Regions from separate parts of the Homo sapiens genome. Here region 2 is linked to region 1. Evidence: read pairs that join two places in POLR2A ChIA-PET (ENCODE). Cell type or tissue: Caco-2. All regions are shown on one strand. Links, peaks and the distances in the headings refer to the core of each region. The heading gives the core; the rest is flanking DNA. Region 1 holds the start of LOC124903424 (small nucleolar RNA U13). Region 2 overlaps ENTPD5 (ectonucleoside triphosphate diphosphohydrolase 5 (inactive)).

The links. Peaks named below come from ENCODE experiments on the same cell type or tissue, not always from the same donor. Only the 100,000 strongest peaks of a DNase experiment are listed, where the experiment ranks them.
Region 2: POLR2A ChIA-PET joins it to region 1 with 5 read pairs; 2 of 35 experiments call an interaction of 5 or more read pairs at or near these places.

The regions. Positions count from the first base shown.
Region 1 is chr14:73,792,489-73,800,825 of GRCh38, reverse strand. All of the region lies in intron 2 of MIDEAS-AS1 (MIDEAS antisense RNA 1), which reads right to left. It overlaps LOC124903424 (small nucleolar RNA U13), which reads right to left and starts at 1,811; the gene lies at 1,708-1,811. RefSeq lists enhancers at 2,507-2,626, 3,975-5,174. In Caco-2, for the core only: no CTCF peak of the experiment used is centred there; a DNase peak (open chromatin) is centred at 4,685.
Region 2 is chr14:73,982,924-73,991,260 of GRCh38, reverse strand. It overlaps ENTPD5 (ectonucleoside triphosphate diphosphohydrolase 5 (inactive)), which reads left to right. Exons shown (of 16, transcript NM_001249.5): 4 at 3,089-3,375; 5 at 4,368-4,447; 6 at 8,100-8,243. The coding sequence starts at 3,159. Among named protein-coding and RNA genes, the nearest start is that of ENTPD5, 32 kb to the left of the region's middle. In Caco-2, for the core only: no CTCF peak of the experiment used is centred there; no DNase peak of the experiment used is centred there.

The DNA.
Region 1 (8,337 bases), core at 169-8,168:
CATCAGACCAGAAGACTGGTGGGGACCAAGATACCAGCCGAGCCTCAGAGGGTCAAGGGTCAGCAATGGCCCAATGCCAGGCAGTTGGCCAAAGTCTGAACAAGTGAGTAGATGGAAGGAGAAAAACCCAGCAGGAGTTGGCAGGGACCCTGCAGCAGGAAAGGACTCCAGCCCCTGGGGGACTGATGAAGAAAGAGAATTTTCCACCAGACAGCTGGGGACAGGGGAGACAATGGAAAACCAGAACCAGGAAGGTGGGTCCCTCAGGCTGGCAGCCACACTGAGGATGCTCAGCTTCGAGAAACGGATGGAGTTCCTTTTGTGTCCCTCCTCCTCCCTGGTCCTAAACACCCCCTTCCATGGCAGGTGGATTCTGTTTTTTTTTTTTTCTTTTTTTTTTTTTTGAGATGGGGTCTCACTCTGTCAACCAGGCTGGAGTGCAGTGGCGCGATCTCAGCTCACTGCAACCTCCACCTCCCAGACTCAAGTGATCCTCCCTCCTCAGCCTCCTGAGAAGCTAGGACCACAGGCATGCACCACCACGCCTGGCTACTTTTTGTATTTTTGGTAGAGACGGGGTTTTGCCATGTTGCCCAGGCTAGACAGGTAGATTGTTTAATCAGGTCGGGTAAGAGGGGGCAATGTGGTAAAAGGGAAAGAGCAGGAGCTTTGAAGTCAGAGTCTGAGTTGAACCTCATCCTTGAGCCACTCACTAGCTCTGTGACTTCAGGCAAGTTACTTAACCTCTCTTGAGCCACAGCTCATTCATCTGTAAAAGGAGAATAAACAACAACTACTCCCCAGGGCTTGCTGAATGGGAACAGCACCACCAGCTCCTGCAGTGGAGTTATTGTGAGGATGCAGTTGACATTTGAAAGCCCAGGGCCTGGCACCAGGGTGGGAGCTCAGTCAATTCATCAACCATTCCCCTTCATCAGAAGCCATCCCTGTGCAGGACCTTGGGCTGAGGGTTTCCTGTGCTATGTTATCTCCCTTTTAACAAATCCAGGGAGATATCACCATTTCATTTGGTAGGCCAGGAATCAGGGTCAGAGACTTAAGAAACATGTCCAATATCACATAGCATTGGTTCTCCAAACTTTAGTCTTGCATCTTCCGCACAACTTTTTCGATATCAACTGACCATCTATACTATTTTTTACTTAATATTTTATTTAAATTAGTCCCTTTTTTACATTAATCAATGTACTCTTTTATTTAAGAGATGGGGCTAGACACGGTGGCTCACGCCTGTCATCCCAGCACTTTGGGAGGCTGAGGTGGGCGGATCACTTGAGGTCAGGAGTTTGAGACCAGCCTGGTCAACATGGTGAAACCCTGTCTCTACCAAAAATACAAAAATTAGCTGGGTGTGGTGGTGCATGCTTGTAATCCCAGCTACTCGGGAGGCTGAGACACAAGAATCGCTTGAACCCAGGAGGCAGAGGTTGCAATGAGCCAAGATTGTGCCACTGCACTCCTGCCTGGGTGACAGAGCAAAACTGTGCCTCAAAAAAAAAAAAAAAAAAAAAAGATGGGGTCTCACTATGTTGCTCAGGCTGGAGTGCAATGGCTAGTATTCACAGATATGATCATAGCACACTACAGCCTTTTCAAGAGACCCACCTGCCTCAGGCTCCCGAGTAGCTAGGACTACCGGCACATACCTGGTTCCAACGTATGTTTTTCTTTTTCTTTTTTTTTCCACATCAGATGGGTAATGTGCTGACAATATAACAAGGTTTGAGTGAGGCACATCTCACACATGAAAGTGAAAAGCCAATCGTCATGCTTATGAACTACAAAAGGATACCAATTTAAATTTTTTTTTTTTTTTAAGACAGAGTCTCACTCTGTTACCCAGGCTGGAGTGCTGTGGTGCAATCATAGCTCACAGCAGCCTAGACCTCCCAGGCTCAAAGTAAGCCTCCTGCCTCAGTTTCCTGAGTAGCTGGGACTAGAAGAGTATGCCACCATGCCTGGCTAATTTTTTTGACTTTTTGTAGAGCCAGGATCTCACTATGTTGCCCAGGCTGGTCTCAAACTCCTGGGCTAAAATGATCTTCCCACCTCGGCCTCCCAAAGTGCTGGGATTATAGGCATGAGCCACCATGCCTGGCCTCAATTTACTTTTTAAAACGGCTTTCTGGGATGTAATTCACATACCATCCAACTCACCCATATAAAGCTTACAATTCAGTGGGCTTTTTTTTTTTTTTTTTAGGTATATTCACAAAATTGTGCAACATTACCACAATCAATTTTAGAACATTTTCATAATTAATTTACTTTTAAAGGAAACTTTGCATCATTCTTATAAGTGGAAAACTTGAATTATTTGCCACAAATGGAAGGCAAAACAAAAATAAAGCAAAGAGAGCTGGGCAATGTTATTAAATGCTATCTAGCTAGCACTGCCTGTGAAGTATCTGAACTTGAGACTTCTCTCTTTGCCAAAAAGGGAGGATGGGAGGTATTGAAGAGTTGTTGAAGACACACCAGCACTAACCTGAGACTCTCTCTTTGACATAATCAGAAAAACAAAAAGAGAACTGAAAAGAAAAATTACTTTTTCAATATATAATTTAATGCCACATCTCTGAGCCATCCAAAATCATCTTAAGTCTACGTCCCCACCTGCCTCCTCCAGGTAATTTAAGTGGCTTGCCCAGTGTCACACAGCTAGGTAGTGGCAGACTAAGCCTAGAATTCAGGCTTCTTAACTGCTAATGCTATGTCCTTTCCACTACGTCATAGTCCTCTTTGCAATCATTATTTTAAATTAGGTCAAGTGCCTAATGTGTATGCTAGGCAGCCCTGTTACAGATTTATAAAGCATAAATTTTACAGCTAGAAGGCACATCAGAAACAATCTAATCTAACTCATTTCATTTTACAGATGAGAAAACCAATAAGTTTGTTCTCTTAAGCATGTTTAGAATTGCCTGTCAGTCAATTGGCTGGAACATACAACCAACAATATAGCTATAAACAGCCCAGAATTACAATGATCTTTCTCTGGTCTCAGCCTTAAACCAAACTTCCGGATATCTCAGCCCTGTCACCAGGTCCTGGTTTAGCCTCAGTCTTGCTCTTTAATTTGGTCTGTTCTCACTTCTACATGAGTAGTTTCCCCTTGACCTAAACTGCCTAGGTGGCTTTAAGGATCACAGGGGTGAGGGGAATTCGTTGGTGGATTGAAGGAGTGTGTTATATGAGAAAGAAATGAGAGCTTGTCAAGAACTGTGGAGGGTTTAAGATTTTATCCTACTTGCAGGCTAACAAGTGAGCCTGCCGCAGTTTCATGGATGCTGGCAGAAAACACAAGACTTCTAGGTGTGTCTGAAACAAAAGGTCTTATTTGCTCATAGCAATAGCAATAGCAATAGCAAAAATACTGACATTTTCTTGTGCTCATTTCCTGAGTCCCAGTTCCCAAAGACAATGCAAAGGGGGCCAGGTGACATCTGTACACACAGCAAAGCATATCACAAGAGAGCACAGCTTTAAGCTTGGGGAACCAGAATCTTTTTTTTTTTTTTTTTTTTTTGAGTCAGCATATTGCTCTATTGCCCAGGCAATCATAGCTCACTGCAACCTCAAACTCCTGGGCTCAAGCAGTCCTCCTGCCTCTGCCTAGGTGTGAGCTGAAGCATCCTGCTCAGAATCTTAGCTAATGGACAGTAAGCATGCTTTACTTTGTTCTGGGAAAGCAGCTCTGTTAAAAAGTTGGTTTGAAACAAAGGGCAGTGACTCCGCTCACAAGGCATGCAGACATGGGAGAGACCCACGGAGAATTGTCTTCCAACAAGTGTTATGTACGTGCAGTCTGTGGAAAGTGAGCTCATGGTTCTCTGCCATACTGGAAAGCACAGGGTGAGGAAGATGGAGAACCAGAAGCCCAAGTCCACTAGTGCTTTCTGTTCTATATTGATTCTTATTGGTTTCAGTAATGGAAAGAGCATTTGGAGGCTTGCTTGTGGATTTTGACACGTCTTATTTTTTGATGTATACAGCCCTCAATTCACAGCCTTGACTGGGTTTAGACAATTCAAATCATTCCTTTGCATAGCTATTAGAAAACCCTAGAAGCTCCAAAAATTCACAATTGGGAGAAAGAATATAACCTCCCAAATGTTATCTGCTTCCTGAAAATAATGCACGCTGGGAGAACCCAGGGTGGCCCCACTGCAGTTGGTTTTGGAATGTTCATTCATCTCTTGCATCATATTTATCAATACCTAAAATAAATGTGCTAAGATCTAACAGTCACCATGATGCAGTCACCAAGATTCCTGACTTGGTCTAGTTTCTCATCTGAAATGAGGACTACATGGGCCATGAAGTAAGGTGTTATTTGTTATGTGGGGTCCACATCTGAGGCAGATATTTTGCGTCTATAACCAAGACCTTGAATCCAGGCCTCTGGCTGTCAGGAATAATGGCTGTTCGTTTTATTCCTCTGCCTGGAGAAGAATAAATTCCTAGGCTAAAGAAAGGCCAAAGCAACTGAGGACAGGAGCTCATAGATACTGCTGGAACCATACCAGGACCTGGGATGTGGTCCACAGAGGAATTCTGTGGCATTCCATAGGTCCTCAGGCTCTTTGCAACCAACTCAGATGGGAGTTAACCTGTTGACTGGACTCAGGCAATGAGTTCCTGGCAGGTGAGTCAGTGGCCACACCCTCCAACTGGGGGCAAAGGGCAAAAATTATGTCAGTAAAACAAGGCCAAGCACAATGGTGCAGGGCAAAGGCCATTTGAGTGGGATATCTTTAGCTGGTGATTCTAAAAGAGTGATATGGGAACCACAGATGTTCCCGCAGATGTGGTAGGCTTCTCTAGATAAATATAAATATAAATATAAATATAAATATAAATATAGAACTGGCTATCCAAAGAGGTCCTTCTAGCTCATTGCCTCCTGGAGAACTCTACTTGGAATTGGGAAGTAAAAGGGGATAAATTAGAGGGATCATGGAGTCTTTTGCCCTGTCCAAGCAATCCATAAACTATTGCTTTTATGCACCGTTCCTTGGTGCTATCGTGAAGAATTTCAGTTCATGAAGATCCCTGAAGATCTGCAGCCCCTTATGGACTCTATACTGTCACACACCTGGTTGCTGTAATCCCCAGATATTACCACACCCAGAAGAGGAAGACTTCCTTCTTCCTAAAAGAAGCTGTGGGCCCTAAAGTAATCTCAGGAATGCCCAGCAACCTCTTGGCCTATGAACCCAAAAGACACCTCCCACATTATGCTAAGACTGATGTCCAAGGACCACCATTTATTACTGGCAGAGAACTGTGAAAATACTTCCTCCCCACTGTGCGGTGGGCTCTAACCTTTGAGCTGTGCCTGCCAATAAATATTCACCTATCTCAGACAGGAAAAAGCACCCTGTGTGGGGTGAAAGAACTGGGATCCGTGGCCAACCTGGGTCCCAGAAATGCCATGCAGTTTGCCTTGATGCTTGGGTTTGTGTTTTTCTATCCATTGTGAAAGACTGATTTACAAACTCTGGGTGGTTGTACAGGCTTGCTGGGCTCCTGCGGTCGTTGAATGCACAGAATTTCCACAGCAGCTTTGGACAGCTGACTCCGCTTTACTTTTGTTAACTGTTTCTAGACTTGGCCTCCACGCTGTGGCCTGCGAGGCTAACAAGTCTGAGAAGAAGCTTCAAGAAAGAATATGTGAATTAGAGTTCATCCATAAGCCAGGGGCCCGCAATCAGACTGTACTTTCAAGATACTGTCTCAGGGCCAGGCACGGTGGCTCATGCCTGTAATCCCAGTGTGTTGGGAGGCCAAGGCAGGCAGATCACTCAAGGTCAGTTCGAGAGCAGCCTGGCCAACATTATGAAACCCCATCTCTACTAAAAAAAAAAACAAAACTAAAAAAATTAGCTGAGGCAGGAGAAGCATTTGAACGCAGGAGGCAGAGATTGCAGTAAGCCAAGATTGCATCACTGCACTCCAGCCTGGGTGACAGAGTGAGACTCTGTCTCAAAAAAAAAAAAAAAAAAAAGGATACTGTCTCAGAGTTTGGGACTCAAGCCATTGACTTTCTAGTTGCTTGTTACTTTGGAAACCTTCTGGTGACCCAGCATCCTGGGACATTTCTTGGCCCACCTAATTTGACTTTCTGCTCAGGCTCTTATATGAAAACCAGGGCTTCTAATACCTGGCAAAAACACTTCACAGAGAACACCACATTTAGAAGACATCCCTGCATTAGTTTTCTATGGCTACTGTAACAAATTACCAGTTTTATATGGCTACTGTAACAAATTACCACCAACTTGGCAGCTTAAAACAACACAGACTTTTTACTTTACAGTTCTGTAGGTCAAAAATCCAATGCAGGTTTACCAGGCTAACATCAAGGTGCTGGCTAGATTGTGTTCCTTTCTGGGGCTCCAGGGAATTTGTTTCCTTGCCTTTTCTGGCTTCCAGAAACTACCTGCATTTCTTGGGTCATGACCCCTTTTCTCCATCTTCAAAGCCAGCAATGCTGTATGTCTTCAACTATTCATTCTTCCATAATTACATCTCCCTCTGACTCTGATTCCTCTTCTGCCTCTTGGTTCCACTTTTAAGGACACTTGTGATTACAATGAACCTACTTCAATAATCCAAGATAATCGCTTTATTTTTTATGCATTTATTTTTTGGGGAAGGGAAGTCTGGTTGAATAACTGCCTTATTTTAAGGTCAGCTAATTAGCAAATCTTAATTGCATCTGCAACCTTAATTTCCCTTTTGTCATGAAACCTAATATATTCATTAGGATATGAACATTTGTGGGAAGATCTTTATTCTGCCTACTGCAGTTCCCTTCTGAATTACTTTTGGACAATCAGAGGTAAATAAATGTAAAGACTTGCTGTGTCTGTCTTCCCAGCCAGACTGTGTTTGGGGAGGGTCAAGCCTTTTAATTTAGATTATATATATTTTTTTGAGATGGAGTTTCACTCTTATTGCCCAGGCTGGGGTGCAATGGCATGATCTCGGCTCACTGCAACCTCTGCCTCCCAGGTTCAAGTGATTTCTCCTGCCTCAGCCTCCCCAGTAGCTGGGATTACAGGCATGCACCACCACACTCGGCTAATTTTTTGTATTTTTAATAGAGATGGGGTTTCTCCGTGTTGGTCAGGCTGGTCTCCAACTCCTCACCTCAGGTGATCCACCCGCCTCAGCCTCCCAAAGTGCTGAGATTACAGGCATGAGCCACTGCGCCTGGCCGTAATGTAGATCACATCTTAAATGTGCAGTCTATAACTGATCCAGTCCTCCCCATGAGCTGAGCTGATGATGGTTGGGAGAATTTTTTTCTTTTTTTTTTTTTTGAAATGGAGTCTTGCTCTGTCACCCAGGCTGGAGTGCAGTGGAGCAATTTTGGCACACTGCAACCTCCGCCTCTCAGGTTCAAGCGATTCTACTGCCTCAGTCTCCCGAGTAGCTGGGATTACAGGCGCCCACCACTACGCCCAGCTAATTTTTTGTATTTTTAGTAGAGACAGGGTTTCACCGTGTTGGCCAGGCTGGTCTCAAACTCCTGACCTTGTGATTCGCCTGCCTCGGCCTCCCAAAGTGCTGGCATGAGCCACCGTGCCTGGCTGGTTGTGGGAATTTTTAACTGACAGTCCGATTTGAGGGTGTGGGAGACATGTGATGTTGCTATCCATGTAGAATCCTATTGTCTGGTGAATGATTTACTTGTTTAACTGATGCTTATAGAATGCTTATATGTAAGAACTTTACAAACTAATTTAATTATCATAACAACCTTATCATATATGTACAACTGTTATTATCATCCTCGTTTTACAGATAAGGAAACTGAGGCATAAAAAGATTAGTAACCTGTCCAAGGTCACATAGATAGTATGTGGCAGAGATGGGTCTTGCAGCCAGGCAGCCTGTGGATCATCCTGAATCCTTGTTCCTATGCCCCCATACCAAGCTGCCTTGTCCTCTTGGTTTCTGCTTACTCTTCAGGCCTCGCTGCTCTGGTAGGCAAACTTGCGGTCCATTCTTTCACAAAGCCGAACCTCTCCCTCCAACACTGGTTCCTCCCCCTTGCAACCTGATGCTCATGCTCATTTCTCCCTCTGTTCTCAGTGGTACAGACCCCTGACCTCCTCTGAGCTTGCTGTAAGGTCACCTTGCCCAATCAGGGCCGTCCCACACACAGCAGGCTGCTGGCTCCCAACATGATATCCATGCCATGCAAGAATCAGGGGGACTCAGGAGAGCTCAGCCTCACAGCTTCTCTCTGCCTGCTCAGGTTTTCTCACTGCCAGGTTCACTTTGGCATGGCTGCCCTGGTTG
Region 2 (8,337 bases), core at 104-8,103, 190 kb before region 1:
AACTCCAGTTTTCCTTTACGGATGAGATCATAGGACACAGTCTGAGCTTTGCAGGAGGCCAGATACAAATCACCAAAACAAAAAGCACTTAATTGTTTTTGTTGGTTTCTCATTTAATGTCCATCCAGAAAAAAAGAGGGGGAAAAAAGTTGCTAGTAAAGCAACTGTGAAGTATGGATGCCATTATTCCATTCAACACTACCAAGTGATTTTTTGTTTTTGTTTTTGTTTTGAGACACAGTCTCACTCTGTCGCCCAGGCTGGAGTGCAGTGGCATGGTTTCGGCTCACTGCAACCTCTGCTTCCCGGTTTCAAGCAATTCTCCTGTCTCAACCTCCTGAGTAGCTGGGACTACTGGCGCATGCCACCATGCCTGGCTCATTTTTGTATTTTTAGTAGAGATGGGGTTTTACCATATTGGTCATGCTGGTCTCGAACTCCTGACCTTACATGATCCACCTGCCTCGGCCTCCCAAAGTGCTGAGATTACAGGCATGAGCCACTGCACCCAGCCACAAATGTTTTTTATCACAGGTTTCAATAATATTCAAACTCATGATAATGGCTTTGTTGCAGAATGATGGAAAAAAACCCTATACATTTAAAAAATTATTTTCCAGTAAAACAAATCCGGCTGGGTGAAGTGGCTCATGCCTGGAATCCCAGCACTTTGGGAGGCTGAGGCAGGTGGATCTCAGGCTGAGTTCAAGACCAGCCAGGGCAATATGGCAGAACCCCATCTCTACCAAAATAAAAAAAATAGCCAGGTATGGAGGCACACACGTGTAATCCCAACTACTCGGGAGGCTAAGGAGGAAGGATCACTTGAGCCCGGGAGGTGATGATTGCAGTGAACCGTGATTGTGCCACTGCACTCCAGCCGGGGTGACAGAGTGAGACCCTGTCTCAAAAAAAGATGGGGAGTCAGAAAAGAGGGAGGGAGAAACGGATATTTATGTTCTAAAGGGAAAATCATCAAAATGGAAAGAAGAAATTAGACTCAACAATAGGAGCAGAGTGGCAGAGAGCCTTTGAGTATGTGAGAGCCACCCTACAATTATTATTTTTTATTTTTAGAGACAGGGTCTTGCTTTGTCACCCAGGCTGGAGTGCAATGGCATGATCATAGCTCACTGTAACCTTGAGCTCCTGGACTCAAGTGGTCTTCCTACCTCAGCCTCCCAAGTACCTGGGACTATAGGCATGTGCCACCATACCTGGCTAATTTATTTATTATATTTATTTATTTTTTTTGAGACGAAGTCTTGCTCTGTTGCCCAAGCTGGAATGTAGTGGGGCGATGTCTGCTCACTGGAACCTTAGCTTCCCAGGTTCAAGTGGTTCTCCTGCCTCAGCCTCCTGAGTAGCTGGGATTACAGGCACCTGCCACCAAGCCCGGCTAATTTTTTTTTTTTTTTTTTTTTTTTTGAGACTGAGTCTTGCTGTGTCGCCCAGGCTGGAGTGCAGTGGCACGATCTCGGCTCGCTACAACCTCTGCCTCCCGGGTTCAAGAGATTCTCCTGCCTTAGCCTCCCCAGTAGCTGGGATTATAGGCACCCGCCATCATGCCCAGCTAATTTTTGTATTTTTGTAGAGGCGGGGTTTCACCATGTTGGCCAGGCTGGTCTTGAACTCCTGACCTCAGGTGATCCGCCTGCCTCGGCCTCCCAAAGTGCTGGGATTACAGGCATGAGCCACCGCGCCTGGCCTAATTTTTGTATTTTTAGTAGATACAGGGTTTCACCATGTTGGCCAGGCTGGTCTCAAACTCCTGACCTCAGGTGATCCGCCCGCCTCGGCCTCCCAAAGTACTGGGATTACAGGCATGAGCCACCGCGCCCGGCCTAATTTTTGTATTTTTAGTAGATACAGGGTTTCACCATGTTGGCCAGGCTGGTCTCGAACTCCTGACCTCACGTGATCCACCTGCCTTGGCCTCCCAAAGTGCTGGGATTAGAGGCATGAGCCACTGCGCCTGGCCTGTGTATTTTTTTGTAGAGACAGGGCTCTCGCTATGTTGCCAAAGCTGGTCGTGAACTCCTAGGCTCAAGCAATCCTCCCACCTGAGCCTCCCAAAGTGCTGGAATTATAGGCTGGAGCCACTGTTCCTGGCCCCCACCCTATAATTAAAAGCAAAGTGGCTGGGCGTGGTGGCTTATGCCTGTAATCCCAGCACTTTGGGAGGCCGAGGCGGGTGGATCACGAGGTCAGGAGTTCGAGACCAGCCTGACCAACATGGTGAAACCCCGTCTGTACTAAAAATACAAAAATTAGCTGGGCATGGTGGTGGGTCCCTGTAATCCCAGCTACTCAGGAGGCTGAGGCAGGAGAATCACATGAACCCGGGAGGCAGAGGTTTCAGTGAGCTGAGATTGCGCCACTGCATTCCAGCCTGGGCGACAGAGTGAGAGTCCGTCTCAAAAAAAATAAAATAAAAAAAAGCAAAGGTCATTATGTTAAGTGAAACACGCCAGGCTCAGAAAGATATATACTGCATGTTCTCACTCATATATGGGAGCTAAAAAAGTTGATTTCATGGAAGTAGAATAGAATGACAGTTACCAGAGGGGCTGGGAAGGCTAGTGGGGTGTGGAGAGATTAGGAGAACTTGGTTAATGGGTACAAACTTACAATTAAATAGAAGGAATAAGTTATAGTGTTTGATAGTTCAGTAGGGTGACTATAGTTAACAATATTTTATTGTGTATTTCAAAGTAGCTAGAAGATTTGAAATGTTTCCAACACAAACAATGATAAATGTTGTAATAGATATCCTAGATTCTCTGATTTGATCTTTACACATCGTCTGCATATATCAAAATATCACATGTATTCCATAAATATGTACAATTACTCTGTATTTTTAAAAACCAAAGCATGGGAAAATATATCTTCAATTCCAATTTCCTTTTGGAACTAGATACCCTTCGGAAAAGGTGCTAAGAGCCCACATCACCCTGGTTTAGCTTGTTGTACAGGTTATTAGAATAGGGAAGGAACACCTTGGGCCCAGGAGTGAGTGTTTCTTCTTTTACAGGTGTAACTAAAAAAGCTAGTTGGTCTAACTTGTGTGTCTTTGTCCTATAAGCCTCTGCAGGTGTGCGAGCAGGATTGCTTCTGCAACAAAAGCCTCCACCCAGCCACATCTTGGGAAAAGAATGGCCACTTCTTGGGGCACAGTCTTTTTCATGCTGGTGGTATCCTGTGTTTGCAGCGCTGTCTCCCACAGGAACCAGCAGACTTGGTTTGAGGGTATCTTCCTGTCTTCCATGTGCCCCATCAATGTCAGCGCCAGCACCTTGTATGGAATTATGTTTGATGCAGGGAGCACTGGAACTCGAATTCATGTTTACACCTTTGTGCAGAAAATGCCAGGTAAGTGCAACTGGGACCCTTAGTAGAGTCTGTAAATCCACACTTTAGCATCTCCTCCCAGAAACAAATATGCTGAGAGTTTATTATGTGAATTACAGAATCTCACACCTAGTGGATGTCTTTCTTCAGAGAACTTTGGACTACAATTGAACATGTGGTTTATTTATTTATTTTTATTTATTTGTTTTGTTTTTATTTTTTAACTTTTTTTTTGAGACAAGGTCTTGCTTTGTTGCCCGGTCTGTAGTGCAGTGGCATGATGACACATCACTGCAACCTTGACCTCCTGGGCTCAAGCAGTCCTTCCACCTCAGCCCCCTGAGTTGTTGAGACTACAGGCTTGTGCCACCATGCCCAGCTCATTTTTAAATTTTTTTATAGAGACCTGCTCAGGCTGGCCTCAAACTCCTAGGCTCAATTGATCCTCCCACCTCAGCCTCCCAAAGTACTGGGATTATAGGTGTAAGTCACCATGCTTGGCCAGAACACATGGTTTAATTCAATGTGAAATTAGAAGAGAGCTGGGCTGTCTGTAGTCTGAAACCCATGTGTTCAAAAAGAATAGTTATAATTTGTTCTTCCTCTTTAAACATGGGATACTCCAGGGATCCATAATATTCAGAATATGGGGAGTGGTTTTGGGAGAAGGATCACATGAGAATTTCACTGCCATCCTTGGACATGAGGCTAGGAATCCCTGAAGATTAACTTTTTCTGAATTGTCAGTGTTTTTTCCTCAGGTCACTTATGGAGCCTGGGGAAAGGTGGAGGAGTTAGGTGTCCACCAGAGAAATGGTAGCAGAAATGGACCCTCAGAGGTTGCTCTAGTCCTTCTTTCCAGTACTCCTGCAAGACATTCCTCACAACTAGGATCATTTGGGATAACTTCAGGGAAGTCATAGGAAAACTTACAGAGACAGAGCCCAGCATCTGAAGCAGCCTAACTTTTGGTAACCAGCTCTCTCTTCTGTTTTGTTCCATGGACAAAATAGGACAGCTTCCAATTCTAGAAGGGGAAGTTTTTGATTCTGTGAAGCCAGGACTTTCTGCTTTTGTAGATCAACCTAAGCAGGTGAGTTTCTTATGATTTGATGTTTAGATTCTCAATGCCTTGATAACTTGACCACACCACTGCTGTTAAATATTTCATGCTATTCACTAATGAGATTGAGATCATGTGTGAGATCAGCTTTCTCTCCTCAGCTAATCTCCTGGATAAAATTAATTACATTTCCCACGCTCATGAGGGCTGGGTGGAAGAAGGCTAGAAAATTGGTTGTGGTAATGCAAGGATGACACTAGCTTTTAAGAGATTACTCCCTATGTACTTACTGTTTAAAATTTTGAGTTGAAGCCATCAGTTGTATTTGTTCATGTAAGCGCAGAAGATAAACATGAAGTTCTGTAGGGTATGATGTATAAACATGGCAGTTGAAGGCATGGTGAGCAGTGAATTCCATTTCAGAGTGCCTTGATGCAGGATGGAACCATATCTATACTTGAGAAATTAGGCAACAACCCATGATGACAAAAATCTTTGGTGGTAGAAGATGAATAGAGAGTTTGTGGCGACTATATTTCACATTTGAGCATCTACAACATACTACATCCTATGTGTCTGAGGCCATGTTGAAATAAAATAGAATAATGCAGAATGTTAAACTTGGGGAGCAAATGTAAAGGTATTTATTGTTCATTGTCACAAGAATAATCATTACCCAAATGCTTGATGTTAAAAATGATTTGAGTTTGGAGAACTGAGAGGATATATGGATATATATACATTTTCTTCTTTTTCTTTTTTTTTTTTTTTTTTGACGGAGTATCACTCTGTTACCCAGGCTGGAGTGCAGTGGCCTGATCTCGGCTTACTACAACCTCTGCCTCGCGGGTTCAAGCAATTCTTCTGCCTCAGCCTCCCGAGTAGCTGGGACTACAGGCATGTGCCACCATGCCCGGCTAATTTTTGTATTTTTAGTAGAGACGGGGTTTCACTATGATGGCCAGGCTGGTCTTGAACTCCTGACCTTGTGATCCGCCCATGTCAGCCTCTCAAAGTGCTGGGATTACAGGTGTGAGCCACTGCACCTGGCCCCGAGAGGATATATTTTCTTAGTTCAGTAGCACATGGATAGCAAATCTACTAGAAAAATTTGGAGCTGTTCAAAAGAAACTACCATCAGAGTAAACAGGCAACCTACAGAACGGGAGAAAATTTTTACAATCTACCCACCTGACAAAGGGCTAATATCCAGAATCTGCAAAGAACTTAACAAATTTACAAGAAAAAATCAAACAACCCCATCAAAAAGTGGGCAAAGGATATGAACAGACACTTCTCAAAAGAAGACATTTATGCAGCCAACGGACACATGAAAAAATGCTCATCATCACTGGCCATCAGAGAAATGCAAATCAAAACCACAATGAGACACCATCTCACACCAGTTAGAATGGCGGTCATTAAAAAGTCAGGAAACAACAAGTGCTGGAGAGGATGTGGAGAAATAGGAACACTCTTACACTGTTGGTGGGACTGTAAACTAGTTCAACCATTGTGGAAGACAGCGTGGTGATTCCTCAAGGATCTAGGAATAGAAATACCATTTGACCCAGCCATCCCATTACTCGGTATATACCCAAAGGATTATAAATCATGCTGCTATAAAGACACATGCACACATATGTTTATTGAGGCATCATTCACAATATCAAAGACTTGGAACGAACCCAAATGTCCATCAATGATAGACTAGATTAAGAAAATGTGGCACATATACACCATGGAATACTATGTAGCCATAAAAAAAGGATGAGTTCATGTCCTTTGTAAGGACATGTATGAAGCTGGAAACCATCATTCTGAGCAAACTGTCGCAAGAACAGAAAACCAAACACCGCATGTTCTCACTCATAGGTGGGAATTGAACAATGAGGACACAGGGTGGGGAACATCACACACCGGGGCCTGTCGTGGGGTGGCGGGAGCAGGGAGGGAAAGCATTAGGAGATATACCTAATGTAAATGATGAGTTAATGGGTGCAGCCCACCAACGTGGCACATGTATGCATATGTAACAAACAAACCTGCACATTGTGCACATGTACCCTAGAACTTAAAGTATTAAAAAAAAATACCAGGGTCAGGGGTATATTTGAATAGTAAATAAATAAATTAATTAATTAAAAATAAATAATTAAAAAAGAAAAATTAGGAGCTGTTGAAAGCAACTATATTATTAGAAACTGACTTGGCATTTAGAAAAGGTGATCGTGTTGTAGTTGCTAACAATAATGATCAAAGGGCAGTCAGATATCAGAATAGAAGTTCATTCAGGGAAATAGTGGATTTAAAATAATGGTTTTCATTTATTACAAATTGAGCATCTACTGTGTGCCATATGATGATACAGGAATAAGCCTGACATGTTCTTTAGGAGATCATCAAAAGTATGGCATCATTACTGCCACAGCTTGTGTGGTAACCACATGCACTATGCCTCATGCACACAACAGTTTAGTGGTGGTAGGCAGCGTATCTACCATCCCACACTTGAGGAAACCAAGTCCCAACAAGGCCAAGTGACCTAAGTTAGGCCACAGGGCTAGCAAGCAAGTCTTCTGACTCTAACTCCTGTTTTCTTCACTCTACCATCCTAAAGCTGATTTATATATAAGAAACATGAAATAATCAGCCAGGTGCTGTGGCGCATGCCTGTAATCCCAGCTACTCAGGAGGCTGAGGCAGGAGAATCGCTTGAACCCGGGAGGCAGAGGTTGCAGTGAGCCGAGATTGTGCCGTTGCACTCCAGCCTGGGTAACAAGAGCAAAATTCCGTCTTAAAAAAAAGAAAAAGATAATCAACTAAAATGATCACAATATAAAAGAATAATTTGGCCAGGCACGGTGGCTCATGCTTGTAATCCCAGCACTTTGGGAGGGTGAGGTGGGTGGATCACTTGAGGTCAGGTATTCGAGACCAGCCTGGCCAAGATGGTGACACCCTGTCTCTACTAAAAATACAAAAATTATCTGGGTGTGGTGGCATATGCCTGTAATCCCAGCTACTTGGGTGACTGAGGCACAAGCATCGCTTGAACCTGGGAGGTGGAGGTTGCAGTGAGCCAAGATCACAAGATCATGCCACTGCACTCCAGCCTGGGTGACAGAGCAAGAATGTCCCAAAAAAAATAATAATAATAATAATAATTTTTTATTAGGACTGTCAAAATGAAATGGATTCTCCTTTTTTTTTTTTTTTTGAGATGGAGTGTCACTCTGTTGCGCAGGCTGTAGTGCAGTGGCATAGGCTTGACTCACTGCAACCTCTGCCTCCCAGGTTCAAGCAATGCTCTTGCCTCAGCCTCCCGAGTAGCTGAGACTACAGGTGTGTGCCACCATGCCTGGCTTATTTTTGTATTTTTTAGTGGAGATGGGGTTTCACCATGTTGGTCAGGCTGATCTCAAACTCCTGACCTCAAATGATCCACCCACCTTGGCCTCCCAAAGTTCTGGGATTACAGGTGTGAGACACCACTGCGCCTGGCCTGGATTCTCCTTCAAAGCGGCCCACTTCTCTAGGTTTCTCCTGCTACAGAGCAGAGAGAGGTTGGAGCCCTATGCCACCTCCCTCTTCTTGCTCCCACAAAGTATGTTGACAGAATAGACCAGTGCCAGCCACTAAATGGATCGTTCATCAGATGAACGGGTTATCTCTTTTGAAGGGTGCTGAGACCGTTCAAGGGCTCTTAGAGGTGGCCAAAGACTCAATCCCCCGAAGTCACTGGAAAAAGACCCCAGTGGTCCTAAAGGCAACAGCAGGACTACGCTTACTGCCAGAACACAAAGCCAAGGCTCTGCTCTTTGAGGTAAGTTTTAAAACTGCATCTTGGATCATTCTGCCCTTTTCCCTATATGAATACTTTATGAGTTTTTAGCCTTTTGGAATGTGACCACTACCTT